Linked DNA regions of Homo sapiens: region 2 is linked to region 1. A link is an interaction called in ENCODE POLR2A ChIA-PET data of the cell type or tissue named here. Cell type or tissue: GM12878. All regions are shown on one strand. Each heading gives the region's core, and the rest is flanking DNA. Links, peaks and the distances in the headings are about the cores only.

Region 1 (15,815 bases), core at 2,865-10,864:
TTAGTAATTTGTGGTAGTTAGGGAGCAGTTAAAGTCAGAATCTGGTAGCGATATGGATTTTCATTACAATTAAAAACCCCACACCCCACTTCCTGTATTTTACAACCTATAGGCAGCAACCGAGCACAGGCTTACTCAGGGAAGGGGTGATAGAGCAGGCAAAAGAAGATAATTCTTGGCTTTTGAGTTTCTAAATAGACTTTCAGAACTTAAACTAGAGAAGTGGTTTTGAAAGAAATACCAGTTAGTGGTAAGAACCTACCCCTTCCAGCCTCAAAAGCCAGAGTCCTAAAGAGTCTGGGTACAAAGTTTATACCAAAACAGGAGACGTGAGAGAACGGATGACAAAGCAAGAGTCAGCTTTTCCCACCCTGGAGGCAATAAAGATTCCCAGGCAAGGAAGAGGGACAAGAGAGAGATTGTCTAACAACAGAGTGAGAAGCAGGGGTGGGTTCCCGAGATGATGCCTTGCTTCCCATCCCAGGCCAAATCTCCAGAGTGAGGGGGATGCTAAACGTCCCTTATAGGTTGTGAATCTGAGAACAAAAGAACATGTGCCTTGATCGCCGAGCTGAAAGCAGAAAAGCAGCAGTCCGGTATGGCAGCAGCAGATGAGATGAGAGTGTATTGTTTCCAGACAAAGGGGCCCTGTGGCAGTTGCTCCACGTCCCCTGTAGCTCTGGATTTGTAAAGGAGAGGGAATGGAAGTGTCTTTTGTCTTGAGAGGGGCACAGATGTAGCTGAGAGGATTGCCAGACCTGAAGAGGCTTTGCAAACAGGACAGAGAGAATGCAAAGTGACCTGCAAGGACCAATGACCAGAATCAGGTAGGACTGGGGACTTGTTGATGTCAGTGAGAAAGGAATGAAAAATCAGAGAGAGACTGATGGGAACACAGGTGCTCCAGTGGGTGCCACATGGACCAATAATGCAAATGACCATGGTAAGCCCAGGACAGATGCCTCTTTTTTCAATGCCCTGGCACTGTATAAATGTTTCCTGGAACTATATAAGCAACCCGAATCCTGAATTGATTAAACTTTCCTGTGTCACTACCTATGATTTCTGCCACTGGTAGAATGAGAGCTCAGGATAGAAATTAAGTTCAATGATAGAAAAATAACAGGTTTGGACGACCACAGTGCTCATGCCTGTAATTCCAGCACTTTGGGAGGCTGAGGCAGGAGGATTGCTTGAGGCAAGGAGTTCAAGACCAGCCTGGGCAACAGAGAGAGACTTTGTCTCTAAAATAATAATAATAATAATAATAAAAAGCCGGGCATAGTGGTGCATGGCTATATTCCCAGCTACTTGAAAGGCCAAGGTAGGAAAATCTCTTGAGCCTGGGAGTTCAAGGCTGCAGTGAGCTATGATTGTGCCACTGCACTCCAGCCTAGGTGACACACCAAAACCCTGTCTCAAAAAAAAAAAAAAAAAAAAAACAAGAAAACAGAAAAATAATAGGTTAAATCACATTCTTTTTGGCACACTTGAGTTTGTAGCCTAAGATTCAGACCCTCTGTACTAGTTAGGACTCAAAAAGAACAATATGAAATTCAAAAGCAGGCAAAACTAACCCATGGCAACAGATGCTAGAGCAGTAATTAGCGTGGGAAAGGACTGGCTAGGGAGGCTGTGAAGGAGAGTTCTGGGATGCCAGGGCTGTTGTCAATGTTGATCTGACTGGTGGTTGCATGGTGAAATACACATGTGAAAAATCATCAAGCTGGAAGCACTTTAAGAAGTGTACATTTTACTAAATGCAAGTTATACCTAAAAATAAAAGCATAAACAATTGAGATCAAACACCGAGAAATATAAAGACAAAAGAGTTGTTAAATGGCCAGCAGCAGACTCATTCTGGGGATGCTTGCGGGTGAAGGAGGCCAGCTCCTCCACACTTGTGGGTATTTCTCATCAGGTGGGACAAGAGACTGAGAAAAGAAATAAGACACAGAGACAAAGTATAGAGAGAGAACAGTGGGCCCAGGGGACCGGCGCTCAGCATACGGAGGACCCACGCCGACACTGGTCTCTGAGTTTCCTTAGTATTTATTGATCACTATCTTTACTATCTCGGTGAGGGGGATGTGGCAGGACTATAGGGTAATGGTGGGGAGAGGGTCAGCAGGAAAACGTGTGAGCAAAGGTCTCTGTGTCATAAATAAGTTTAAGGAAAGGTGCTGTGCCTTGATGTCATGTAGGCCAGATTTATGTTTGAGTTTACACAAACATCTCAGTGTAGTAAAGAGCAATATTGCCACCAGCATGTCTCACCTCCAGCCATAAGGCGGTTTTCTCCTATCTCAGTAAATAGAATGTGCGATCGGGTTTTACACCGAGACATTCCATTTCCAGGGACGAGCAGAAGACAGATGCCTTCCTCTTATCTCAACTGCAAAGAGGCCTTCCTCTTTCATTAATCCTCCTCAGCACAGAGTGTGACCCTTTGCGGGTGTCGGGCTGGGGGACGGTCAGGTCTTTCCCTTCCCACGAGGCCATATCTCAGGCTGTCTCAGTCGGGAGAAACCTTGGACAATACCCAGGCTTTCTTGGGCAGAGGTCCCTGTGACCTTCCGCAGTGCATTCTGTCCCTGGGTACTCTCGAGACTGGAGAATGGCGATGACTTTTACCAAGCATACTGCCTGCAAACACATTTTTAACAAAGCACCTCCTGCACAGCCCTAAATCCATTAAACCTTGAGTCAACACAGCACATGTTTCTGCGGGCACAGGATTGGGGCTGGGGTTACAGATTAACAGCATCTCAAGGCAGAAGAATTTTTCGTAGTACAGAACAAAATGGAGTTTCTTATGTCTTCTTCATTCCACATATACACAGTAACAGTCTGATCTCTTTCTTTCCCCTACAGGTGGCCCCAGGCATCCAAGGTTCCCCAGAGGGTGCTGGGCCAGTCTTGCCCCCGACACACTCGCACAGAGCACTGCTGGTTCTCAGAACATTGCACTGGGCAGTCCTCCCTGAGGACACCCTCCCCGGAGGCCCTAGCTGCCTTCAGGGTGATGGCTTGTTTCAGGCGTCACTCTGAGGCATGGACAGAGCATGTGCACTGGAGAACACACAGGCTACGCACAGGACCACAGGAGTCAAATCCAGGCTCCCCTCTTACTAGCTGTGGAGACTTTAGCGTTTCCTTAACATTGCTGAATTTTATGCCCCTCATCTATACATTGAGGGTAAAAAGACCTACCTGATTTTTTTTTTTTTTTTTTTGAGATGGAGTCTCACTCTGTCGTCCAGGCTGGAGTGCAATGGTGTGATCTCAGCTCACTGCAACCTCTGCCTCCCGGGTTCAAGCGATTCTCCCACCTCAGCCTCCCAAGTAGCCGGAAGTACAGACGCCCGCCACTACACCTGGCTAATTTTTGTATTTTTAGTAGAGACAGGGGTTTCACCATGTTAGTTAGGCTGGTCTCGAACTCCTGACCTCAGGTGATCCGCCCGCCTCCACCTCCCAAAGTGCTGGGATTACAGGCGTGAGCCACCGTGCCTGGCTAGACTTACATGACTTTAAACAATGTAGTTCAGGCAAAATAGCTGCTACTGGCTGGGCACGGTGGCTCAGGCCTGTAATCCCAGCACTTTGGGAGGCCAAGCCAGGTGGATCACCTGAGGTCAGGAGTTCGAGACCAGCCTGGCCAACATGGTGAAACCCCGTCTCTAATAAAAATGCAAAAATTAGCTGGGTGTGGTGGCACATTCCTGTAATCCCAGCTACTCAGGAGGCTGAGGCAGGAGAATCGCTTGAACCCAGGAGGCAGAGGTTGCGGTGAGCCGAGATGGCGCCACTGCACTCCAGCCTGGGCAACAGAGCAAGACTCTGTCTCAAAAAAAAAGACTCTGGTGAATGCTCTGAAAAGGGCCACTGTGGCTGTCATGTGGACCCAGTAGACTAACCCTGATTGCTTAATGCTTACAGTAGCCACACAGCAACACTGGTTGACCAAATTTAAGTGTGAGAGGGAGTGCATCAAATAGTCAACAGGCTGATTTTATGTAGATGATAGCAAGGAAATAATCCAGCTGGTTTTCTTGCCTAGATTGACTGGCTTCTATGGTGTTGAATAGATATAATCTGTGAGTCTCTGTCCATGACAACAGAAATTCATGTGTGTACATAGTATATCATAGTAGGTGCCTGGCACTTCATCAGGCACCTATAAAATGAAGCAATTATTAGTATTAGCCTGTGAAATATTTCCTCCTTTCTTGGCCCACACCATTTCCAAGAGCCAGGATTGGGCTTCTTAGTGTCGCCTGGAAGGAGACCAAGTAATTTCTGTTGGAGTCTTGGGCAGTTTTTTGTTTGTTTGTTTGTTTGTTTGGTTTTTGTTTTGAGATGGAGTCTCACTCTGTCACGAGGCTGGAGTGCAGTGGTGCGATCTCGGCTCACTGTAACTTCCGCCTCCTAGGTTCAATCGATTCCCTTCTGAGTAGCTGGGACTACAGGCGCACGCCACCAGGCCCAGCTAATTTTTCTATTTTTAGTAGAGACGGGGTTTCACCATGTTGGCCAGCATGGTCTCGATCTCCTGACCCCGTGATCCGCCTGCCTCAGCCTCCCAAAGTGCTGGGATTACAGGCGTGAGCCACCGCGCCTGGCTTCTTGAGCAGTTTTTGAGAAGTCCTTACATCCAGCTAGTAATGAACAAGAGTGACACACTCATTAGTGCATTTATTCACATATTCATGTATTCCACCAATATTCATAGCATGCCCGCTATGTCCCAGGCATTGCATAAGCCAAGGAGCCAACCCAGGCCATCAAGTCAGACACTGACCACGTGGCTGTCTCATCTGCATTAGCCTCATGCGCATTCATCCTATTGTAAACAAAGGCAATCCTAGGGAAATAAGCAACACTGGACCTTCACCAATGTCTCCTCTAACTGCCACCATGTCACTGCCCCAGAGGGTTCTGTGGGAGCCCCTCCTGGGCTCTTCTCAGGCCCAGGCCAGATGACCAAGCTCCCACTCCAGCATCCCCCTTTTTCCTCACTTTGGCCACGGGACTTAGCCTGGTTTTCTTCTCCTAAGTTGCTGCTTCTAACCAACTGTTATGTACCGTAGGGATCCTTACATCCCAGACCAAATGCAGGGTGAGAATGGTCTCCCTGACCTCACATCTTCTTGCTGCCTGCAGATAAGCTCCCAATCCCTTACTCTTTCATGAGTTGGTTTTTTTTCCCATGAGTTGTTGTTTGTTTTTTTTCCATAAGTTTTTGGGGTACAGGTGGTATTTGGCTACATTTCATGAGGTGTTTTGTTTTGTTTTGTTTTAAATGGAGTTTCACTCTGTCGCCCAGGCTGGAGCGCAGTGGCGCAATCTCAGCTCACTGCAACCTCCCCCTTCCGGGTTCAAGAGATTCTCCTGCCTCAGCCTCCTGAGTAGCTGGGATTACAGGCGCCCACCACCACACCTGGCTAATTTTTTGTATGTTTAATAGAGACGGGGTTTCATCATGTTGGCCAGGCTGGTCTGGAACTCCTGACATCAGGTGATGCACCCGCCTCAGCCTCCCAAAGTGCTGAGATTACAGGTGTGAGCCACTGTGCCCGGCCTCATGAGTTTTTAATAATAAAAATGAAAGTAACAAACATGGCAAACTTCTCAAACAACATGGCAGTGCCCTGATTGAGAAATCATTCTCCTTCAAGATGGAAAAATTTTGCCAAGTCCTTACAGCCATTGTCCCAGGTCCATAGTTTGGGGCTGGCTTGCTTACCTACGACTCAGAAGCCTGAAGGTCCAGTTAAGGAAAGGGAGACCTTTGGCTTCTCTAGAGCCCCTACTGGGTGGCATTCATTTCAAAGATCCCACCGCATGTGAGAACAGGTCCCTTAGGCCTTTCCTCTTAGATGCTTCTCTTACTTTTACCTTTCCAAAAACTAGTTGGGGAAAATGTGTTTCTCCTCATGATTGGCCAATGCATTACGGCCAGATGATTGCAAAGTTCTTCTAGTGGGCAGATCAATCAGTACCTGCCACACCCAAAGTTTCCTCCTAAAAGAAACTGTCCTGTTTCATGGCATCGCTGATTGGTCTGTAAACCCAAGGCACCCACGCTGTAAACTGGCCAGCAGCTCATGACGTTGCCTGGCCTGGTAGGAAAAGCTCTTCCCAAACAGTGATAGAGCTGATTGGCTTGGTCATCGGATTGTCTCTTCCTGCACCAGGAAATTCTGGGAGAGAAGCAATTGGTGGGTAACAGGAAGACACTAAGGGCAGCTGAGTCACACCAATGGTGAAAATTAAGAAGCGTTTATTACTGGGTGGGGCGGGGAGCACTGAGATAATCTGATTCCTGTTCATTTCAGTCCCACAGAGGTGGTACTGACTTCTGCAGATGTTGTAAAAGGACCAGATAAAATGCCATCACTGGCACACTTTTCTCTACCTATAACCCTGAGTTAATTAAAATAAAGCACTGATTCATTTCATCATTCTAATCATGTATCGTATGAACATGATAAAAAAAACTTTTGGCTGGGCATGGTGGTTCACACCTGTAATCCCAGCACTTTGGGAGGCCAAGGCAGGTGGATCACAAGGTCAGGAGTTCAAGACCAGCCTGACCAACATGGTGAAACCCCGTCTCTACTAAAAATACAAAAATTAGCCAGGCATGGTGGTGCACACCTGTAATCCCAGCTACTCGGGAGTCTGAGGCAGGAGAATCACTTGAACCCGGGAGGCGGAGGTTGCAGTGAGCCGAGATTGCACCACTGCACTCCAGCCTGGGCAACAGAGTGAGACTCTCTAAAAAAAAAACACACACACACACACACACACACACTTTTAAACATGGTCTCTTACAATCCTAACCCGGGGGGGAAAATTTAGGAATACCTTAGGGAAATGTTCTCATAGCTCAATGTCAGCCCCATTTATCCAAGGCACAAACTATCCAAAGTAAAGTAAAAACCACACAACTGATGGGAAGACACGTCCATTCCTGGAAATATGCTGTACTTTGAAAACATCATCTCATCTAACTTCATAATAGCTTTCCCTGGAAGGTGGGGTGTTTATCAGCCTAATTTTACAAATGAAAAATCTGAATCTCAGAAAATTTAAGTAACTGGTCCACAGCCACATAGCAAATAAGTGACTGACCCAGGGTTTAAACCTAGGTCTGCTTGCCCGTGTTCTTTCTACTCTGCCACTCTGCCTTATAAGAGATCATTAGCAATAACTGGACATGTTTCACATCTAATGTGACCCCAACAATATCATGCTGCCATTGAGAAGAACAAGGTAGTTTCCACACGCAGACCTGCGGCAATGCCCAAAATAGAATGTGAAGTAAAACTAGTAAGATGCGAAACAGGATGTATAGTGTGCCTACGTTGTGTTAGAAAAAATGGAAGCCTGAGTGGGAGTGATATGCATATAGAGACTGCTATATGCATGGAATATGAAGAACAGCAGGACACTGCAAACAGGCAGTGTCACTGCTTCCCTTCCGGGGTTCTGAATTTGGAATGGGAGTATGTTTTATCCATTCAAAAGAATAAATAATTTTTTGCCGGGTGCGGTGGCTCATGCCTGTAATCCCAGCACTTTGGGAGGCCGAGGCGGGCGGATCACCTGAGGTCGGGAGTTCGAGACCAGCCTGGCCAACATGGGGAAACCCCCTCTCTACTAAAAATACAAAAAAAATTAGCCGGGCGTGGTGGCACATGCCTGTAATCCCAGCTACTCGGGAGGCTGAGGCAGGAGAATTGCTTGAACCCAGAAGGCAGAGGTTGCGGTGAACCAAGATTGTGCCATTGTACTCCAGCCTGGGCAACAAGAGTGAAACTCCATCTCAAATAAATAAATAAATAAATAATTTTTACAAACCACAAAGTTATTTCAACAACCTATAAACTTCTGTCCCTTATGATGCCGTGAAGCCTGAATATGACCCCAGTTTTCTCTGTCTGAGACTTCATAGCAAGTAACCCAGAGTCAACAGAAATCAGTGGGTTAAATAGATATTTGGAAGCCCACAGCAATCTTCTCTTATTTTCTTAAGAATTGACACTTATAAGGAAACTGAGTACAATCGCTTCAGAAAGAAACTTGCTAATTTCTGCCTAGAAAGTAAAAGATATTTAGGATTTTTTGAGGCAAGGGATTACCGGAATAGGGAAATCAACAACAAATAAAGCTCACTCTGTCTCTGCACCATGTCTGTCCTCTCCCACTGTTCTCATTAAAACTAACATCTCTATGGAAGTTCATCACTTGAGAGAAAATTAAAAATGAGGCAAGGGGTGGGGGGAATGGAGAAAAATAATTTATGCCAAGTGATTCTAAGTATATTAAAGTTGGCTGGGCACGATGGCTCATGCCTGTAATCCCAGCACTTTGGGAGGCTGAGGCAGATGGATCACTTGAGGTCAGGAGTTCAAGAACAACCTGGCCAATATGGTAAAACCCCATCTCTACTAAAAATACAAAAATCATCTGGGCTTGATGGCATGCACCTGTAGTCCCAGCTACTTGGGAGGCTAGGGCAGGAGAATCGCTTAAACCCGGGAGGCAGAGGTTGCAGGGGGCCAAGATGGTGCCATTGCATTCCAGCCTGGGCGTCACAGCGAGACTCTCTCTAAAAAAAAAAACAAAAACAAAAACAAACAAACCAAAAAAAAGGATATTAAAGTTGTAAACATAACAAGACTAAATGAAATTGAATAAGGATATGATCAAGCAAGGGAAAGGCTAAAAATGCACACCAAAGACAAAAGTCTTCCAGGAAATGATCAATAGCTATGACTAAGTACTAGTTTTAAACTTTTGTACATTAAAAAAGCTATATTTTAAAATGATGAGTCAAGTGACTAGCAGGAAAATATCTGAAACATACATTACAAAAGATTATAGTCTTTACTATTTAAAAAGTTTTTATAGCTCTTTTGAAAAGCCACCCAAAACTGAAAGGAGAACAGAAAACAGAAACATAAACACCACCCTCGATGAAACCAGGAGACATCAGTAACCCCAAACCACAGAAGAGCCACTGGCTCCAATTAAGCTTCTGCAAGTTGTACTTATTGTTCTTGGAGTCAGGACCCATGCCTAGGTTCTAGGCACAAAGCTCCCCTGGCTTCATCTTATTAAGGAGTCAATGCCCTATCTCACTCCCTCTGAGAAATTTTCCAAAAGAGCATCTTCTAACTTTCAAGTAAGCACAAGCCCAGCTAGGGGTGTGCGTGTGTGTGTGTGTGTTTGTGTGCGTGTGTGTGTGTGTGTCCATGTCCCAGGTACAGGCCTGGGAGCTAGACCAGGTCTGGCCTCTGGAGAATTACTGCATTCACCTGCTTCAGAGAAGAGCACTGAGCCAGTTTGTTCACACACCTGGAAGAGGTTAGCAGCCTCCAGGACCCGCTGGACATTCTGCTTGGTGATCAGCGCCTTGCTGGTGTACGTGTAGTCCAACAGAGTGTGCATGGTCTCAGCATCAACCCCTTTAATAATGATCCTTTTCTCATACTTTTCCTTTAAATCGTTGCAGAACATGGCCCTGGAAGAGAAATGTGTGAATGTGAATCGTGCCGAGACCCTTGGTTCCAGGCCTAAAGAGATCCCCTTTCAGACTCATCAGGCCCTCACAGAACAGGGGGTTTCCCAAGGTCAGGTCCTGGGCTGGTGGCTCTCTGTTCTCCAGCACCCCCTACGCATTAGACATTTCATCAGTACTTACCGAGCTGAACTGAACTGCCCTGCTCCTCCATGCCCGATTGTGATCTCCAAAGTCAGTCCCAGATCTATTTTATTGGCTTTTATTGGCTCAAAGTGCAGGAGATTCATCTGAGGGCATTGTGGAATCCCCAAGCTTCATCTTTTCTCTTCCACCCAGCACCCAAACAGGGCTTCTGACTCTCACACTAGCTCTCGTTTGGCCTGGAGCCTGGCCCCACATTCTGGCCTGGCCAGCTGAGGCCCAGATACCTGCCAGAAGTGCAAGTGGCTCCTGTAGCTGCCTCTCACCCCAGCAGCTGAACCCAATGTCCGTAGGTTCCCAGATGCAGCTGGAGCCTTGAATTCCCTCATTTCAGGACTCTGTCTCGCCTCTGGATTCTGCCTTTCCTGCTCCCTCCCCACGGCTGGACTTCCAGATATTTAGCCGCCATCTTGGCTGCAGGGGAAGAGGATAGAAAGGATGTAGGTTTTATCGTAGCATTGGATGGACCAGGATTTGAACACCAGCTCCACCAACCCAGGAGTTGGACAGGTCATTTAATCTCCATGACCTTCAGTTTTCTCATCTGAAATGGGGATTTTAATAGCTATTTTTTAAGTTTATTGTAAGGATTAGGACCCAAAGGACTATAAATCATTCTACCATACACATGCACGTGTATGTTCATTGCAGCACTATTCGCAATAGCAAAGACATAGAATCAACCCAAATGCCCACCAGTGATAGACTGGATAAAGAAAATGTGGTACATAAACACCATGGAATACTACGCAGCCATAAAAAAGAACGAGATCGTATCCTTTGCAGGGACATGGAAGGAGCTGGGGGCCATTATCCTTAGCAAACTAACACAAGAACAGAAAACCAAATATCTCATGTTCTTACTTATAAGTGGAAGCTAAATGATGAGAACACATGGACACATAGAGGGGAACAACACACACTGAGGCCTACCGGAGGGTAGAGGGTGGGAAGAGGGAGAGGATCAGGAAAAATAACTAATGAGTACTAGGCTTAACACTTGGGTGATTAAATAATCTGTACAACAACTCCCCATGACATAAGTTTACCTATATAACAAACCTAAATACCCCTGAACTTAAAATAAAAGTTTAAAAAAGAGAGATATAGAGATTTTTTTTTTTTTACCCCATGCCAGGCCCCATGCCAAGCCCATAAGAATTTATCATGCTTCTTGGACTTTGACATTTAAACTGTTGGTCCTTCCCAGGGAATGTGTGAGCAATTTTATTTATTTTTAAAATGCATGTAACTGAACCATGCTCTGAAAACATTTCTGGAATTTTGGAAACTTATATGGTACCTAAAATATAGCAAGAATGCATGAATTAAAAGTAGGTGGGGGACCGGGGGTGGGGGCTTATGCTTGTAATCCCAGCACTTTGGAAGGCCAAGGCGGGTGCATCACTTGAGGTCAAGACCAGTCTGGCCAACATGGTGAAACTCCATCTCTACAACAATACAAAAACTAGCCAGTCATGTCTAATCTCTTGAACCCAGGAGGCAGAGGTTGCAGTGAGCTGAGATTGTGCCACTGCACTCCAGTTTGGGCAACAGGGCAAGACCCCATCTCAAAAAAAAAAGAAAGAAAGAAAGGAAACTCTAACCCCGCAGTGTGACTCTATTTGGAAATAGGGGTTTTAGGAGGTAATTAAGAAAAATGAGGTCATAGGGCTGAGGTCCTAATCGGATAGGATTGATGTTCTTATAAGAAGAGGAACAGAGACCAGAATTCTCTTGCACGTGCTGCCCCGTGTGAGGACTCAGCGAGAAGGTGGCCATCTGCAAGCCAGGAAGGGGACTTCACCAGAACCCACCCATGCTAGCACTCCAATCTCGGACTTTCAGGATCCAGAACTGTGAGAAAATACATGTATGTTGGTTAATCCATCCAGTCGATGGTGTTTTGTTATGGCAACCCAAGCTGAATAAGGCACATTTTGGTACTGAGAAGTGGGGCGCTGCTGTCACAAATACTGAAAAAATGTGAAAACAGCTTTGGAACTGAGTCATGAGTGGAGGTTAGAGGAGTTTTGAGGTAAAAGCTAGAAAAAGTCTAGATTGCCACAAATAGGATGTTGGCAGAAATATGGGCATTAAAGATCATTCTGGTGAAGTCTCCAATGGAAATGAGGAACACGTATTGGAAACTGGAGGGAAAGTGATCCTTGTTATAAAGTGGCAAAGAAAGGACTAAACTGTGTTCTGCTGTTTTGCAAGAGGTGGAACTTGCAAACAATGAAATTGGATATTTAGCTGCGGATACGTCTGAGCAAAGCATGGAAGAAGCAGCTTTGTTCCTCCTACTGCATGTAGTAAAATGCAAGGGGAGAGGGGTGAATTAGAAAAAGAATGTTTAGGCAAAAGGGAACCAAAAATTAAAGAGTTGGAAAATTCTCAGCCTACCCATTCTGAGAAAAATGAGGGAGCATGTTCTGAAGAGAACGCCAAAAATGTGGCTGGACTATCATTTAATAAAATGCTTATGGAATTATAGGAACAGAAAGAAACACTGCCAGTTTGAACTGAAGGGGAAGAGACAAGACAATTGAAGGAAGGCTGTCAGACTTCTTGGATTTGACGGTAAAAAACAATGAGGTACTCAGCTGTGAACATGCATTTTTTTTTTTTTTTTTTTGAGACAGAGTCTCACTCTGTCACCTAGGCTGGAGTACAGTGGTGCCATCTCGGCTCACTGCAACCTCTGCCTCCCAAGTTCAAGTGATTCTCCTGCCTTAGCCTCTGGAGTAGCTGGGATTATAGGCACTCGCCACCACGCCTGGCTAATTTTTGTATTTTTAGTAGAGATGGGGGGTTTCGCCATGTTGGCCAGGCTGGTCTCAAACTCCTGACGTCAGGTGATCCACCTACCTCGGCCTCCCAAAGTACTGGGATTACAGGCGTGAGACACTGCACCCAGCCCTCACTATTCTTCCAGAAGAGGGAAAAATTACCCTAAGGGTGATTCAGAGATAATCAGGACCACTGCCTCGGTTCAAGAAGCCAGACAGCCTCCATCAGACACCTGGGAGTCGGGGGAGGGGTTGTTGGGAGGACTCACACCTCCAGCCATGGAGGTGACACTGCCACCTCAGTGGGCCAGAAGGGAAGACAATCAAACCAAAAAGGATTATTCTGAAGCCTTGAAATCTAATGGAATTTATCTCACTAGATTTTGGACTTTCTTGGGACACATCACTTCTTCCTTCTTTCTGTTCTTTTTTTGTCTGTGTTTTTTTTTTTTTTTTTTTTTTTTGAGATGGAGTCTCACTCTGTCTCCCAGGCTGGAGTGCAGTGGCACAATCTTGGCTCACTGCAAACTCCACCTCCCGGGTTCACGCCATTCTCCTCCAGCCTCCCAAGTAGCTGGAACTACAGGCTCCTGCCACCACGCCTGGCTAATTTTTTGTATTTTTAGTAGAGACGGGGTTTCACCATGTTAGCCAGGATGGTCTCAATCTCCTGACCTTGTGATCTGCCCGCCTCTGCCTCCCAAAGTGCTGGGATTACAGGCGTGAGCCACCGTGCCCAGCCCCATCTTTCATATTTCTCCCTTTTGGAATGGGAATGTCTATCCCACACTTGTCCCATTATTGTATTTTGGAAGCATACATCTTGTCTTGTTCCACAGGTTCACAGCTGGTGAGGAATTTTGCTTTAGGATGAATTATACATAAAGTCTCACCCATATGTGATTTAGATGATATTCAGACCATAATCTGGACTTCAGAGTTGATGCCGGAATAAATTAAGACTTGGGAAGCTGTTGGGATATAATGAATGTATTTTGCATATAAGAAGGACACGAATTTGGGGGCCAAGTATGGAATGTCATGGATTGAATTGTGTCCCCCACAAAATTCATATGTTGAAACCCTAACCCCTAATGTGAATGTATTAGGAGATAAGATTTTTAGGAAGTAATTAAAGTGAAATGAGATCATAAGGGTGGATCTCAATTTGATAGGATTCGTGTCCTTATAAGAACAGAAAGAGAGATTCCACACCCACCTCACCACTCCTGCTCACGCACCGAGGAAAGGCCATGTGAGGACACAGTGAGAAGGTGGCCGTCTGCAAGCCAGGAAGGGAGCCCTCACCAGAAACCAGATCATGCTAGCAACTTGATGCTAGACTTCCAGACTCTATAGAAGTGTGAGGAAATAAACATTTCTGTTGTTTAAGCCACATAGTCCATAGTATTTTGTTATGGCAGCCCAAGCTGACTAATACTGGCAGTCTGTATCCACCCCAGACCCTTGTAGTTCACAAACTAGCAAGGGCATTGATGCCCAAATAACAGTCTACGAGGGGCCATAAGAGACCTACAAAGTGCTGTGGAGGCCAAGAATGGCTACTCATAGAGAAGGAAAATTCTGAAATGTGAAGATTATGGATAGGATTTCTAGGTAACAAGCACAGTGAGTAAAGCCATAAAGATGCAAGGGCATGAGGCATGAAGAGAAACTAGCAGACATGTGATTCAGTTGAAGCTCAGGGGACAGGAGAGGGATGAAACAATGGTCTGGAAAGATAACCTGGATCCTGCTTGTGGAGGGCACTGAAGGCAGGATAGGGAGTTAGGTTTTCACTCAGTGAGCAATGGTGAGCCGTTGAAGGTTGATGAGCAAAGGCAGGACTCAAAGAGAACATTTTAAGCACATGTGTTCTCACTTTTGTTTGCAGGTGATGGGTGCCACTAGAGTCAAGTATCAGATGAACCCATAAAGAGCTGGGAGGCTTGTGACAATGTCAAAGCCTTTTCTCAGAAAATGTACTAATTGAGGCAGTAGCCACACCGCTAGGGAACATCTCCAAACATTAGTCACTGGACTTTCTAAGCTACAGACACATGAACAGGTTAGGGAGCCGTTATCTCCCAGCCAAGTCACTGAAATGCAAAGGCCCTGGGTGGAGCTCTGGTGATGTAATTCCAAACGCTCGGACTTCCATCTCAACACGGAGGGGATTACACCTCTAAGTCCTGCCCCTCCTCTCTATCCCACACTTCCTATTTATCTCTGGAAATCAATCATCAGTTCTTTCCTTCCTTCCTTCTTTCCTTCCTTCCTTCCTTCCCTCTTTCTTTCTTCTTTCTTTCTCTCTTTTTCTTTGTTTCTTCCTTTCTTCCTTTCTTTCTCTTCCTTCTTTTCCTGGCCTCAAGTGACCCTCTTCCCTCAGGCTCCCCAGTAGCTAGGACTATAGGCACCCACACCCAACTTTTTTTTTTTTTAATTTTTGTAGAGACAAGGTCCCACTCTGTTGCCCAGGCTGGTGGTGAACTCTGGGGCTCAAGAGATCCTCCTTCCTCAGCTTCCCAAAGTGCCAAGATTACAGGCATGAGCCTCCGTGCCTGGCCACTCATCCATTTCTTTACCCCTTTTCCTAATCTGCAAAACAAAGGTAACTGTTTATGGCTTCCCAGAAACATTCAAAAGTCAAAAGACTTCCAGAGAGAGAACGAGAGAGAGACAGAGATACAGAAAATCACTAGACACTTGACTTGCTGACTTTTTGGACCTTTTGTTTTAGTCAAGGTGATCGTCCCCCCTCTGTCCTTCCGCCTCCGTCCTTCCCCCTCTGTCCTTGTTGTTTTAATCAATGGTAACCCTCCTAACCTTTCCTTCCCTCCCCTCTTCTCTTTTCCCTCAGCTGGCCTCTTTCTCCTCACAAGAATATGGTAATAAGAAAGAAAGAACGAAGGTGAATTCCGGGGCCTCTGTAAAGTGAAGAAATCCCCGCCCAGAGCTGGGGGAGCCGTGATGATATCAGAGCAGGTGACCAATTTACAGACCAGTTTCCTCAGCCACAAACCCTCTTGACCAGCAGCACAGAGCTGTCTGCAGAACCGTAATCACCAGCCTTTAAAAGTACTTTACTTTTAAAGTACTTTAAAAGTACTTTACTTTTAAAGTACTTTGTACTTTTAAAGTACTTTAAAAGTACTTTAAAAGACATTACTTTAAAAGTAATGTCATATAGGGCTTGCCTCGCTGCCTCCTGATTTTATAAAGAATCTGCTCTCAGAGACAGCCTATGATTTCTTCTCAGCTCAGCATATCTTCCCTGGAGGAGTTGG
Region 2 (15,815 bases), core at 4,991-12,990, 54 kb after region 1:
TTCCTTTGCTGTGCAGAAGCTTTTTAACTCGATGTGATCCCATTTGTCCATTTTTACTTTGGTTGCCTGTGCTTGTGGAGTATTGCTCAAGAAATCTTTGCCCAAACCAATGTCCTGGAGATTTTCCCCAATGTTTTCTTGTAGTAGTTTCAAAGTTTGAGATCTTAGACTTAAGTCTTTAATCCATTTTGATTTGATTTTCTTGTATGGCAAGATAGTAGGTAGGGGTCTAGTCTCCTTCTTCTGCATATGGATATCCAGTTTTCCCAGCACCATTTATTGAAGAGACTCTCTTTTCCCCAGTGTATGTTTTTGGCACCTTTGTCAAAAATGAGTTCACTGTAGGCGTGTGGATTTGTTTCTGGGTTCTAATAAAAGAAAGAAAATTCTGACACATACTACAATGTAAATGAACCTTAAGGAGATTATGCTAAGTGAAATAAGCCAGACACAAAAGGACAACTACTGCATAATTCCACTTATATGAGGGACCTAGAGTTCTCAGATTCATAGAGACACAAAGAATGGTGGTTGCCGGGGGCTGGGGGAAGGGGGAAATGGGTAGTTACTGTTTAATGGGTACAGAGTTTCAATTTTGCAAGATGAAAAATGTTTTGGGCTAGACTCGGTGGCTCTTGCCTGTAATCCCAGCACTTTGGGAGGCCGAGGCAGGAGGACTGCTTCACCCCAGGAGTTCCCAAGACTAGCCTATGCAACATAGTAAGACCTCGTTTCTACAAAAAAAAAAAAAAATCAGCCAGCCGGGTGCGGTGGCTCATGCCTATAATCCCAGTACTTTGGGAGGCCAAGGCGGATGGATCACCTGAGGTCAGCAGTTCTAGACCAGCCTGGCCAACATGGTAAAACTCCGTCTCTACTAAAAATACAAAAATTAGCCGGGCGTGGTGGCAGGCGCCTGTAATCTGAACCCAGGAGGCAGAGGTTGCAGTGAGCCGAGATTGTGCCATCGCACTCCAGCCTGGGGAGACAAGAGCAAGACTTTGTCTCAAAAAAAAAAAAAGAAAAAAGAAAAAAAATTCAGCCAGGTGTGATGGCTTGCACCTGTGGTCCTAACTACGGGGGAGGCTGAAGCAGGAGGATTGCTTGAGCCCAGGAGGTCAAGGCTGCAGTGAGCTGTGATGGCACCACTGCATCTATTCCAGACTGGGCAAGAGAGCAATACCCCGTCTCAAAAAACAAAAACAAAAACAAAAAAAAAGAGAGAGAGACAAAGAAAAAAATGTTTTGGAGATTGGCTGCATAATAATGTGTATGTACTCTAACACTGCTGGACCATACACTTTAAAATGTTAACATTTAAAAAAAAAGTTTAAAAAATCAGCTAAAAAAAGTACCTTTCTTTCGTTTGTTTTTTGTTGTTGTTGTTGTTTTGTTTGTTTTTTTTTTTTTTTTTTTTGAGACGGAGTCTCACAACGTCGCCCAGGCTGGAGTGCAGTGGCGCGATCTTGGCTCACTGCAAGCTCCGCCTCCCGGGTTCACGCCATTCTCCTGCCTCAGCCTCCTGAGTAACTGGGACTACAGGCGCCCGCCACCACACCCAGCTAATTTTGTATTTTTAGTACAGACAGGGTTTCACCATGTTGCTCAGGCTGGTCTCAAACTCCTGACCTCAGGTGATCCACCCATCTTGGCCTCCCAAAGTGCTGGGATTACAGGCATGAGCCACTGCGCCCAGCCACTTTTATGTTTTAAATTTAAAATGTTTGAGGGACCATATGGGGGTCACACAAAAATCCAGCATGGAGGAAGAACTAGACTTGAAAGATGCAGTCAAAAACAAGGCTCAAAATCACTCTAAAGGACTTGCCTGGCTAGGATACCACTCTCATCATCCCCCAGTGTGAGATGCTGCAGTTTGCACCACCGACCCTGCTGGTACCGGGCACTGGATGCCACTGCTACCTACACCCACTGTCATTGCTTCCTCAAGAACTCAATCTTACAACAACCTCCAATTGAGTAAATAAATCCCCCCAAGTGATGGTCACCTCTGGCTGTGCTGGTGCCATTAGAATTAATGTTGTGAACCTGATCAGCTAAGGACAAGACCAAGGTATCACACAGGGCAGGAAGTTAGGGGCCAGGGACTTCCAATCACTCTCATTCTGAAGCTGCCAATAGGCCTTTCCATCTTTAAGACACTTCATCTAGAGTAAAGAAATCTGTTCAAGTCTGTTTGAACTCTCAAGCTACAGAATTTTAATATATTTTTAGATGAGAGGGGGAAAATGAGGAAAATAATAGGTTAATAAAATCTGCTTTTTCACTCTACATTTCAAGGAAAGCTTTCATATATTTTCATGGGAGTATCGTCCACATTATTCAGAGATCGCTGAATTAACCAAAGTTCTTCTAGACTTAATGTCTTGGAACCTGAATATGACACAGTAGCTCTGATGTTTTATAATTCTGAAAAAAATACGTAGAAACATTTAACACATTTAAAAAAGACTTTCAGACAAGTCCCAGTTAGGGTTAACAGCACTGCTGCTCAGCATTGTAGACAGCATATATAAGAAAACGCTATTCAAAATGCCCTAAATAGCCAATATAATTTATCCATAATAAGTTTATCATTACACTAATCCTTCCAGGTACAAATATGGCAAGAGAAATTGAGGGTGGCAGGACTTAAAACTCCCTGCTCACTTCTGACTGTCCCACTGCCACTTTGCAAAGTGCTCCTTCAGCATGGTATGGGAAGGTATATTATCAGATTCAAACCGGAGACCGAAAATTTTAGCCATCACATTCTCAGAGAGATCTTTGGGATTTTGAGTGTTCAGACTTGGAGACAGAATCCTAGTGTGGGGAGAGCCAGAAGATCCATCACCTCATTTTAGGGGTCTTGGGGCCCTATTTGAGGAAGCAGGAAGGCAGACCGGTGCCCACTGGAAAGGGCGTGAACTCCAGAGTCAGACAGACCTGAATTTGAACAGCACTTGTAGCATCTACCAGAGTAGGGCCTCGGGTAATTTCCTTAAGTTTTTGGATCCTCAGTTTCTTCATCTATAAAATGGATTACTCATCTCATCACCTTGTTGTGGCTGTTAAATGAGGGCTCATTATGGAAAGTTCTTAGTACCGCACCTGACATACAGTAGTGCTAAATAAATAGCAACTATTAATAAATAACCAAAGTTTCAAACCCTAGGCAAAGAAGAACAGAGACATGAATTTCCTCCAGACATAATGAAAACCATTTTGGCTACTGACTGACTGACATGTAAATTATTTCTAACCCTCTCAAAATAACCCACTTTAACGGGAAGTCATTTCTATGTCTAAATTGGACAAAGTGCACCCCTTTCACCAGGCTGCCCCTTTCTCTGTGGGCTTCGTTCTGAGTCATCACCATGTCCAAGAAAATATGAACAAGGAGGACTTTTAAACTGGCCCCTTTCCGGAATTTGAGTTTAAGCAATATTTATCAAATGTCAAGCATGTGCCAGCCACGGTGCTAGACACAAGGAGATATAGAAGTGAATAGCTCTGCCCTCAAGGAGCGTCCAGCCTCATACGGCCAACCTGTGGACAGAAAAACTCCCATAGAATGTGGAACATGCAGGCTACTAGGAGAAAATAAAAAGTCCTAAATTGTATGGACCCTTTTAGACCCAATCTTTTTTTTTTTTTTTTTAGATGGAGTTTTGCTCTTGTAAGGCTGGAGTGCAATGGTGTAGTCTTGGCTCACTGCAACCCCCATGTCCCAGGCTGAAGCAATTCTCCTGCCTCAGCCTCCTGAGTAGCTGGGATTACAGGCGTCTGCCACCATGCCCAGCTAATTTTTGTATTTTTAGTAGAGACGGGGTTTGACTATGTTGGCCAGGCTGGTCTCAAACTCTTGACCTCAAGTGATCCACCCGCCTCAGCCTCCCAAAGTGCTGGGATTACAGGCAGGAGCCACTGCGCCCAGCCTCAACCCAATCTTTAATCATATATTTTCAGCATTTTATACTAGTCTTCAACTTAGTTCTTTTTCTCAAAAATCAAACACTCAGGACGGGCACAGTGACTCATGCCTGTAATCCCAGCACTTTAGGAGGCTGAGGCGGGCAGATCACCTGAGGTCAGGAGTTCAACACCAGCCTGGCCAACATGGAGAAACCCTGTCTCTACTAAAAATACAAAATTAGGCCGGGCACGGTGGCTCATGCCCGTAATCCCAACACTTTGGGAGGCCAAGGGAGGTGGATCACGAGGTCAGGAGATCAAGACCAGCCTGGCCAACATGGTGAAACCCTGTCTCTGCTAAAAATACAAAAATTAACTGGGTGTGGTGGCGTACGCCTGTAATCCCAGCTACTTGGGAGGCTGAGGCAGGAGAATCACTTGAACCCGGAAGGTGGAGATTGCAGTGAGCTGAGATCACACCATTGCACTCCAGCCTGGCGACAGAGCAAGACTAAGTCCCAAAAAAAAAAAAAAAAAAAAAAAAAAGCGGGGAGTGGTGGTGCATGCCTGTAATCCCAGCTACTCAGGAGGCTAAGGCAGGAGAATCGCTTGAACCTGGGAGGCAGAGGTTTCTGTGAGCCGCGATCGCGCCATTGCACTCCAGCCTGGGTGACAAGAGCAAAACTCCATCTCAAAAAATAAAAATAAATAAAAAATTTTAAAAAAAAATTCAGCAAATGGGCTTATGTCTAACGTACATTCAAATGAGAAAACAAAACCCACCACTCTGAGTTTGCTTAAAACTGACCATCTTTGTCTCAATTGTGTTAAATTTATGAGTGCTACTAGTATCAAAGGAGAGCTACCTAATTCCGTCTAGAGAAGGATCTCTCTGTAACACTCCAGCGGTCCACTGTGCCTGCCGAAGGGCAGGATTGCACTCACAACTGCAGACACAATTTGCAGAGTGCTATTGAATTGGGCTGCCTGGAAGGTCCCCAGTGAAGGATGCATTGATTGACCCTCTCCTGGTAAAGCTGGTCCACAGAGGGAACCAGCAACCTTTCCCAGGACAATCCTAGTATTATAAATTGTATCCTGCTGGGTGTGGTGGCTCACACCTGTAATCCCAGCACTTTGGGAGGCCAAGGCAGGAGGATCACTTGAGCCCAGGAGTTGGAGACCAGCCTGAGCAACAAAGCGAGTCTCCATTTCTACAAAAAATAAAAATATTAGTCAGGCCCAGTGGCAGGCACCTGTAGTCCTAGCTACTCAGGAGGCTGAGGTGACAGCATCCCTTGAGCCCATGAGTTTGAGGTAGCAGTGAGCTATGATCACGCCACTGAGTGCCATCCTTGGTGTCAAAATGAGACCCCATCTCTAAAAATAAAAAAAAAGTTGTGTTCTTTTTCCCCAGAGATACACTGCTATTTATCACTCCTATGAGAATTAGTATAGTGCAATGGCTAAGAGAAGGTACTCGGAGTCAGACTGCCTGCCTGAGTTTGAATCTCATCTTTATCATTTACTAGTTGTGTGATCTTGGACAAGTTATTAAACTTCATGTGTCTCAGTTTTCTCATTTGTAAGATAAGATTGATGGTAATAGTACCTAGCTCATAGGGCTGACAAACTCTTCAATTCAACATTTACTTTTTTTCCTTTATAATATACACTTGGCAGATTTAAGTCCAATGGGCTTAAATTGAGGATAGGATAGTCACAACGTCAAGCCCGCTTAATTGTTTCCATCTTTGTCTTACTTACATTAAACCTGACATCTATAGCCCAGTGGTACAGTCCTCAAATTGGGTCCTGAGAGGAGCATCACCTGAGAACTTGTTAAAAATGCAAATTCTCGGGCAGGCCCTACTCCAGCCCCACTGAATCAGAAACTCTGGGGATGAAACCCAGAAACTCAGGTTTTAAGAAACCATCCAGGCCGGGCGCGGTGGCTCATGCCTGTAATCCCAGCACTTTGGGAAGCCAAGGCGGGCAGATCACCTGAGGTCGGGAGTTCGAGACCAGCCTGGCCAACATGGTGAAACCCCATCTCTACTAAAAATACGAAAATTAGCCGGGCATGGTGGCAGGCGCCTGTAATCCCAGCTACTAGGGAGGCTGAAGCGGGAGAATTGCTTGAACCTGGGAGGCAGAGGTTGGCGTGAGCTGAGATCATGCCACTGCGCTCCAGCCTGGGCAACAGAGGGAAACTCCATCTCAAAAAAATAAATAAATAAAAAGAAAGAAAAGAAAGAAACCATCCAGGTGATTGTAATGCTCACTTAAGTTTGAGAACCACTGGCTTAACGTTTAAGATGAAGGGCCCTGGAACTAGCCTGCGTAGATTTAAAGCCAAGCTCTGCCACTTTCTCGCTGTGTAAACTTGGGCAAGTTGCCTAACCACTGTATCCTTTAGTTTCCTATCTGTAAAATAATAATAATAACAATGACAAATTTTTTTAAATTACAATAGATAAATAGATATAAGCAACTTCTTAGGATTATTGTTAGATTCTTAGGATTATTCTTAGAATGAAGTGAATTGGATAAATGCTTTATGTCAGGGTCCAGTTAGGAGATGGAAAACAGATGAGTTGTTTTAACAGTGAGAATTTAACACAGAGAATGCTTAGCTAGGTAATAAAGAATGAACGATGTAACTGAAAAAGCAAAAAGAGAACAATAAGCTATCACAGAGGTAAAAACTGCAGGAAGCAGCTTGTAGGGCTGAGAGAACAAAGGGAAGAGGTTGCCGTTATTAAGACTTAGAAGCTCAGAGGGGAGTCCCATGGGACTGAGACACAGACTTCTGAGGATGAGGTACCGGCTGGCTGTCAGCCATCTCTTCAGAGATGCAATGAGGCTGGCTTTGCCAATTGGAAAAACTGCAAGCTGGATTGAACTGCTTCTGCTAGACTGAAGAAGCAGCATTGCTGGATGATAGTGACAGGCACAGGAAGTCAACCAGAAATAAATGGAAAGCCAACGGGAAAACGTCCCTTCTTTCTCATCCAGTCCTGCAACCTCCCTCTAATGGTCCTTTATTAATAGAGCCTAACAGGAAGAAGGGGACAAAGGAAAAATGCAGTTTGCAGAGTTCCAGCCCCTGCATCACACAGCCAAATATAGAAGAGTGGGAGACAAGTTTGAAGCTGAGGGACAAGAGTTTCATCGCTGACACAGTGCTCAATAATTGTTAGTTATTCTAATAATCACTAGTATCAGAATTTTATTTCCATTACACACATTTTTATAATATAATGAGGGCAAGGTACAGTCAATTATTTAAATAATTGAACACACATACAGGATCACTGCTAAAGCTGAACTAATGGCTGGCAGGCTGGAACAAAACCATGTGGCAGGTCATTTGTCCACTGATACACAGCAATGTATCGGTGGCCTTCGAAATTAACCTATGAAAAGCCACCATGTAATATGCATGTGTGATATGTACGGGGTATAAGAAAACTTAAAATTTGCAAATCAAGGAATCAGCGAGTAGTACCTCTATTTTATAGCTCAGGAAATGAGGGAGAGATTGTTCACCCAAGTCATGCAGCCAGTAAGTGGCAGAGCAGGGATTTGAGCTGAGGTCTGATTCCCTGTGCCTCTCTCTATTTCCTCTCTGTTGAATGAAGATGAGTAGCTATCCCACAGAGCTATTAGGAGGACTAAAGAAGTTAATGCATGTAATGGGTTTGGCACATAGCCTGGCATATTATAGAGAGTTCAACAAATGTTGGCCATTGTTAGAATTCCAAGCCTGGAGTTGTTTCTATCATACCAGGCTATCCCATACATGCGTTCATTGTCAAAACTTTACAGCATTTGCAGGATCGAACTGCAAAGAAGAAGAGAGATGAAGTTGGAAAAAAATGCCTTTAAAAATTCTTTTAATCGTAATCTATTTGCTACCAAATCTTTCTGAGGGCAATCATTCATTGTGGACTCTCAATTATAGACAAATACTTATTGAGTACCAGCCATATATACAGTAATTGCTGGAGACGTAACACTGAGACGGTCACAGCCCCACCTTCAAGCGTCTCATCGTCTCTTTGGGGACTTAGGCGGCAGAGATGATGCAGAGTGAGGGCTGTGATGGAGGGCATACTGGATGCTCCGGGAGCCTGTAACAGGGGAACCTGACCTAGACTCGAGGAAGCCAGAGAAAGCTTTCATGGAGGAAGTTACATCTAAGTTGAAAGCTGAAAGACATAGGAGAGTGTTAAGCATTCTAAACAAAGGGACCAACGTGAAAAAAAGAAAATGCTTAGAGGGAAGAGGGAGCAAGAGGCATTCAGAGATCTAAAGGAAGCTGATTGTGGCATGGAGGTTGGGGTGGCCAACAGGTAAAACTGGAGAGGTCCCAGAGCCTGTTCCTGAAGGAATATGTGAGCCACAGGACCCTGGGCATGAACTGGAGGGCAGTGTAGGACGCTGGTCTTTAAGAAAGCCAGTGACAATCAGATGTACACTTAAGATCTACCCTGGCTATGGTGTGGAGGATGGCTTGAAGTGAGGTAAGACAAGAGGTGAGGAAATCAGAAAGCTGCTTCCTGCTGCCCACAGATGAGAGAAGACAGAGCTCTGAAATAGGGAAGGGGCTGAGGGGATGGAGGAAAGTGAATGGATTCAAGAAATATTTAAAAGGTAGAGCTGATGGGATTCGGTAAATGATGCAACCTGGGGAGCAAGGGACAAGGTAGGAAAAAACGGAGAAATCAAGGAAAACATCCAAGTTTCTACTTTGGGCATTGGACAGATGGTGATATCCTTTACTGAAGGTGCAGGAGGCAGAGCAAGTTTGAGGAAGGAGATGATGGGTTTACATTTAGACAAGTTGAGTCTGAAGTATACAAGGGTCATCTCGATGATGAAGAACTGTAGGTAACTGGATTCTCTCTAAGCCATCACATGTCTCAGTATCCCACTTCAACTGGTGACCACGGTCCTCCTCTCTAAGCCGCAGAGCTCTCCATAAACCAACCAAGAAGTGCTTTGAGTACCACCTGTTGTCTAGATATTATTAGCCTCTCATTTTAATAACTAATAATTTTAAATTTGCTCTTCTCCAAAATTCATCCTAAGTGAGAACAGGATGTGGGTACACCCAACAGATAATTAGGTATGTACTCTCACTCGATTTAAAGAGAAACGATTGTGGCTTTTCTAATTCAATTAGGTTTTTGTTTCTTTCTTTCTTTTTTGAGATGGAGTCTTGCTCTGTCGCCAGGCTGGAGTGCAGTGGCGCGATCTCGGCTCACTGCAACCTCCGTCTCGTGGGTTCAAATGATTCTCCTGCCTCAGCCTCTTGAGTAGCTAGGACTACAGGTGCCTGCCACCATGCCCAGCAAATTTTTGTGTTTTTAGTAGAGAGGAGGTTTCACCATGTTGGCCAGGATGGTCTCAAACTCTTGACCTCGTGATCCGCCACCACGCCCAGCTAATTTTTGTATTTTTAGTAGAGGCAGAGTGTCACCATGTTGGCCAGACTGGCCTCGGACTGCTGACCCCAGGTCATCCGCCCACTTCAGCTTCCCAAAGGCATAATATATTTTTATCTTTGAAAATGCAATACATTGATAAGGTAAACCCATGTTAATTCAGAAACGTACGGAAATTTGCTCTCCAAAGTTAAATAACATCTGCTAAAGTATTTCAGTTTTCTCAGAGCCACTGAGAACTGATCAATCTCGAGGGATCCATGTGAAGGTACATCCAAGTTTTCCTTGGCCTCTCTCTATGTGGGTACCTGCTTAGGGGCTTCCCACCCCCATTACCATGTCAGGATGGCCAAAGGGGGACAATGATGCCTACCCTCATGTGGCATCATTTACTAAGGTCCTTCAATTGCCTGCTTAGATGCCACCCTTGGGCAAATTTGGGGAAGGTACCTCCAGGTGGATGTGTTAGAAAAAGGCACCCCTGGCCAGGCGCGGTGGCTCATGCCTGTAATCCCAGCACTTTGGGAGGCTGAGGCGGGCGGATCACAAGGTCAGGAGCTCAAGATCAGCCTGACCAACATGGTGAAACCCCGTCTCTTCTAAAAATACAAAAATTAGCCCGGTATGGTGGCTCGTGCCTGTAATCCCAGCTACTCAGGAAGCTGAGGCAGGAGAATCGCTTGAACCCAGGAGGTGGAGGTTGCAGTAAGCCGAGATCACACCATTGCACTCCAGCCTGGGCGACAGAGCAAGACTCCATCTCAGAAAAAAAAGAAAAAGAAAAAGAAAACGAAAACGGCAACCCTTCCTCCCCCGCAGATGCAGCCTCCCTCAAGGGTACACAGCTCAGTGGACCGATTTTAATTCCAGTCCGCCCCCTCAGCATACTCCCACAGGGGGGCCCTGCCACCCACTCCGTGGCCCACTCATTGGGTGCAAAATCCATCCATGCAGTTACATTACAGGTCTTGTAAATTAACACTCATCACTAGGGAAACCAGTTTTCTGGGAAATTAATAAGCTGTATGGAAATCATTTCCTAAGATTCCGGCGGCAGCCACAGAAACTTAAGCATGATTCAAACTCCTCAAATCTCTTCCAAGATTGCAACTTATTTCCTCCAAATAACTCTGTAACTCTTCAAAACCTGTGACTTCACCAAGCTCTCGGCAGTACAGAAATGGAAAATGAGCAGTCTCCAGTCGTGCGGTTTGAAACTAAGGCGCTGCGCCTCCCTGGATAAGTATCAAGGTCAGTGTTCCGACAACTTGCCAAAGTTCTATCACTCAGGAAGTGCAGTCTACTGGCCTTTGAGTGCCTCAGAGCTTAAGTTCCCAATAAGTCACTTTTCTCAAGAAGCAGGTCAACAAATCCCCTCATCCTAGTCACTCACTATCTTAAAATAAGCTAATCTCTATATCCTTTGACTTCAACTACCTCCATATGTCCATAAACTGGTAATGGTTCAGAGTTCAGGCATAAGGAAAATGCAGAATCTTAAGCATTTCCTCCAACACATCATTCAATAAACCTGACTTGAAATGTGGCCTGGTGTCAGCTGGAGTAGCTCTGCTCCTTTAAGGTCTAGATAAAACAGGTTGCAATCCCATTCCTGTGTCCTGTGGAAAGTCCAGGACTCTCCCTGAGATTTCTGCAAATGGGGCAGGGCAGGGAGGACTGTGCACACAGCTCCTGCAGCTCTCAGTCCCAGCCTCCTCTGCATTGAGGGTCTCCATTCTGTCCCCACGGTTGTTCCTTTATCTAGGCGCTGGTGTTATTTCAGCAGGACCAGCCCTTTCACTTGCAGGTTGCTGCTGTGAGGAGAACGAGGGAGCTGCCCCGCACCAGCTCAGACACTCCTCAGACGACTCATTCTCAAAAGTCCCTTTGCAGCTGGACGTGGTGGCTCACACCTGTAATCCCAGCACTTTGGGAGGCCGAGGCAGACAGATCACAAGGTCAGGAGTTCGAGACTAGCCTGACCAACATAGTGAAACCCCGTCTCTACTAAAAATACAAAAATTAGCTGGGCATAGTGGTGTGTGCCTGTAATCCCAACTACTCAGGAGGCTGAGGCAGGAGAATTGCTTGAACCGGGGAGGTGGAAGTTGCAGTGATCTGAGATCGTGCTACTGCACTCCAGCCTGGGTGACAGAGCAAGACTCCGTCTCAAAAAAAAAAAAAAAAAAGTCCCTTTGCAAAAACATCCAGAACTAGACATATCTCACTACCCATACCCTACCCAGGACACCCTGGCCCTGCTTGTGTCTCTCCCTCCTTCTCCTTTCCCATCTTTTCAGTCACCACCAACCCCCAAGTGCAAATTTGCCTTAGGATTTCAGATGAGCCATTCAGCTCCTCCTCCCCAAGTTACCCAGGCTGGCCTTCAAGCAAACCCTTCAAGGAACAAATGGGCTATTTATTCATTGAGCAGAGGCCTTGACTTCATAGCTGTTTTTCTCTAATGTTCATCCTCCTGAAAGACAGCTGCCATTTCAAAGAGCCATTGACTCTTTGCTTTTGCTTTTCTGATGATGATACAATGAAAATCAAGCACAATGACTTTCTTCGTCATCTTCCATAAACAGTGGAAACTGTCCCCCCGCCCAACCTTTCTATTGCAGGTGCCTGGCCTATGGTAAGTGCACTCAGCTTTTCCAAGCTTAGAATAAACTGCTGAAATTACAAATTGGCAGGTGGTTTGGCCCTACTGGTTTATAGTGCTAGCTACTTAGGTTTAAAAATGGAAAGGGGGCCAGGTGTGGTGGCTCCTGCCTGTAATCCCAACACTTTGGGAGGCCGAGGTGGGTTGCAGTGAGCTGAGATTGAGCCACTGCATTCACTCCAGCCTCGGCAATAGAGTGAGACTCCATCTCAAAATAAAAAAAAAAAAAAATTATATATATATATATATATATATACATATATATACATAAGCAGAAAGGGTTTTAGTTTAAAATCCTGGTCAGACCAGGTCACAGCCCAAGGTCTGGCAGGCCCCATTTGGTTGACAAGCTCTGTATCAGCCTGTCTCAGGAGTGCTGCTGCCTGGACATTGGGCAGCTTACAAACAGGGCAAGTGGCTGGCTTTGTTTACCCTCATGTCATTTTTGGCTGGACAGTCATTTTGCTCTTTCCTCTGATCCTTCTCTGCCCTCCCTCCCCACACATCGAAAGCCAAAAGGGAGCAGATTCTAATTTTCTACATTCTCTGAAAAAATCAAACACTCACTTTCCATGTGTGTATGTATATATACACATTCATACACATATATGCACATATGTATATGTATGCATACATATGTATGTTTGTGCATATACATACGTTCATAGACTCCTAGAGTTCATCATAGTAATATTCAACCTTGGACAGCATGTTAAAATCACCTGAAGACAGTTTTTTTGTTGTTTTTTTGTTTTTTGAGATGGAGTCTCCCTCTTGTCACCCAGGCTGGAGTGCAATGGCGCGATCTTAGCCCACTGCAAGCTCTGCCTCCCGGGTTCAAGTGATTCTCCTGCCTCAGCTCCCCGAGTAGCTGGGATTACAGGTGCGCACCATCACGCCCAGCAAATTTGTGTGTTTTTAGCAGAGACTGCTAGTCTCTGCAGTGATTACAGAGTGCTAGTCAAGTCTGACCAGTAGCAACATAACAGCATCATCTGGGATGCAGAGTCTCAGGCCACATCCCAGACCTACTGAATCAGAATCTGCATTTTAACAGAGCCCAGTAATTCGTGTGCATGTTACAACTTGAGAAGCCCCGATCTAGTCAAGCTTTCATTTGGCAGATGAGGCCCAGAGAGGCTGAGTGATTTCAGGGGTCATGCTGTTAACTGGAGACTCAGATAGGACTGGAGCCCAGATCTCTTTACTGCTATTTCCATCACATTATCATTGTTCAGATTTAGCCAATGGTTAGATATTCCTCAAAAGTTTGTCATCTTTCTCAAGTTTATCACAGCTCTCTATGATTTCCTCTGTTCACACACACAAAAAATCACATTTAAAAAACATTTAAGGTTTTATTTTCTGCTGGTAGAGGACAAAATGATTAGATGGCATGACAAAAAAAAATTGAGAAAGGCATCACGGATAGATATAAAGAAAAGATGGAAGACATTTAGCAAAATGATTGCCACCTAATTTGTGGATCAGGAGACTGCAGGGCCATAGCTGATCTTGATAAAGAGGACAAAGTCTGCCTGCAATCTAGCAAGTGTGCCTCTTGTGACAGCCCAGAACTCAGCATGGGTGAGACACCAAAGTCTTCATCTTGGACCTGAGGAGATCTAAAAAGTGGGGCAGGTTATTTATAGGCTTGCAAGTTTCATAGATACGTTTGGTGTGAGAATAGTCCACATTTCATTATCACACATCATGGAAATGAAAAAAAAAATCCTATAGATCCATAGAAGACAAAGTTTTGCAGTCAGGGAGGCAGACTATGTCAGGAATTCGATCAATCCTACACTTCCCCAACCCTAGGAAACTGAGGGAAGCCCCTCCCACCAGGTTCCAGGCTCAGCCTTCCAGCTGCGCACCCTGTGCAGCTACTTTAAGCCCTCACACCCACCTCCAGAGTCACACCAGCCCCACAGGGAAGGAAACCCCCTCACAGATTTGCTATCCACAGCCTTCATTTGAAACAGCCTCTTTGGCCATTCCTCACACTTTCTTTCATTCTGTTTACGCTGCTTGTTTTGGGGGGTGATTTTGGCTCTCCACCCTGGCCACATGGCCTCAGGCTGCTTCAAGCAAACAGCCCTCCCCCATCTGACCTGACTGTGATCCTTGTACCCTGGCTCCACTCCTGTAAGTAGAACTATCTCCAGTCCTGAGAGTGGCATCAGGCCACCTACCATCAGTCCCAGGCCCAGGGGCACTCCTTCCTGAGTCCCTTGTCCCACCTTCTTAACACCATGGAAGCACCTTCCCAGCATTACTGTACCCATAAGGCTGCTGAAAGAAGAGGCCTCAGCCTTGGAGACCGAGAGCTGACTGATGCCATAGGGCTGACCCCAGTCGCTCCCTGCCCTGAAGCCTTTGCTGGGGTATTTTTCTGGCATATTAATGCAGTTTGTAATGTCCCAGCTGTGGCTCTGAGAAGAGGCGGAATGAATGGTGTTTTTGGTTTGCTGCCAGACGAGGGTGATCCGCATCCAAGGACACGTTCCTTATGTGATAAACACTGCTCCTCTGGCCATCTCTGGCAATAGTGAGCTCAAATAGCAGAAAACTCGTCTGTGAATGGCAAGGATTGCTGAAAAGTAACTCTCTGCCACTCCAAGGGGATATGCTATCAGGGAAAATACCCCTCTGCAAAGACATGCAGAATCTATGTTCCAGCCCCTTGGAGGCCTGCTCTCAGGAAGCCAGCTGGAAGCCAGGCCCAGACTGGGGCTGCACCAGAGAAGGAGGCAGCAGCTGTTACCAGATAATTAAAGTTAGGCCAAGTACAGATGAGTTCAGGAGGCTGATGTGAGAGTCAGGGTCAGGCAGGACATGAATCAGCTCAGGCCTGTAAAAAACCATTAGCTGTCAACAAAGGACAGGAACAGCCTATCTAAGCACTGTTCAAAGGTAAGAAAACTCTTAACTGTAGGGACATAACGAGTCTTCCTTCACAGAGCACCAACACCAGATCCTCTCTCTCACTCCCAATTGGCTTCGACTGGAGTCTGTTTTGGAGATACTGAGGAATCCCTGTGTCTCTTGTTATCAGATAATTTAACTAACAGGAAGCTCTTTTTCCTAGCTTGTGACATGATGAATGGATCAATGGGTGACTTCGTGAATAAGAGAGGGAAGTAGAAACAGGTGTACTCTATGGATAGAACCAATAGCAAAGATTTTGTTTAAGGACAGTTGGACTTATCAAACTGTCTCTAGAACCATACTGACAGTGAGTTTCAGGAATGCCCCAGTGAAGCTAGGGGTACAATCTTCATAGACTTCATGGACCAAGGGCAACAGTCATAACAACAGCAATCAGTTAGAGAGTTGAGAGTTAAACAGTTAGAGAGTTGCTGCTATGGTCAAGAATTGTGTTACATGCTGTATTAGGATTCTTGCTGCTGAGTAAAAAAACCCAGCTCAAATGGACACATTGGATATCAACCTTTACCAAAATTCATTTGAAAATAAACTTTTTGTTTTAAAATATTTGGTTTCTCTACAAGGCTCAAATCCTCTAAGGTTTATAGAGATAGGAGGAGAAAGGTAAGACAGACTTTGCATTTTATCATGCCTATAAAGTGTTTTAGCATGCTGAGTTGTAAGCCAAAAATCTACCACCATAACGATCATACCACTATTTGTTGGGTCCTTTCCATGTATCAAACCACTGAACCCAAACAACTTTGCAAAGGGTAATTTTGTCATAGACGAAGATTACGGTTCAGAGAGGTTAAGCAAATTTCCCAAGATCATTAAGCCATACGTGACAG

The links. ChIA-PET counts read pairs that join two places held together with the same protein. Peaks named below come from ENCODE experiments on the same cell type or tissue, not always from the same donor. Only the 100,000 strongest peaks of a DNase experiment are listed, where the experiment ranks them.
Region 2: POLR2A ChIA-PET joins it to region 1 with 10 read pairs; 8 of 35 experiments call an interaction of 5 or more read pairs at or near these places.

What each region holds. Positions count from the first base shown.
Region 1 is chr3:183,518,476-183,534,290 of GRCh38, forward strand. It overlaps KLHL6 (kelch like family member 6), which reads right to left. Exons shown (of 7, transcript NM_130446.4): 2 at 9,370-9,535. Among named protein-coding and RNA genes, the nearest start is that of KLHL6-AS1, 22 kb to the right of the region's middle. RefSeq lists enhancers at 141-641, 14,422-14,681, 15,381-15,460. In GM12878, for the core only: no CTCF peak of the experiment used is centred there; DNase peaks (open chromatin) are centred at 7,286 and 9,016; H3K4me3 peaks cover 627 bases; H3K27ac peaks cover 3,158 bases.
Region 2 is chr3:183,569,940-183,585,754 of GRCh38, forward strand. No RefSeq gene overlaps it. Among named protein-coding and RNA genes, the nearest start is that of KLHL6, 22 kb to the left of the region's middle. RefSeq lists an enhancer at 10,062-10,311 and a silencer at 10,982-11,276. In GM12878, for the core only: no CTCF peak of the experiment used is centred there; a DNase peak (open chromatin) is centred at 8,931; H3K4me3 peaks cover 627 bases.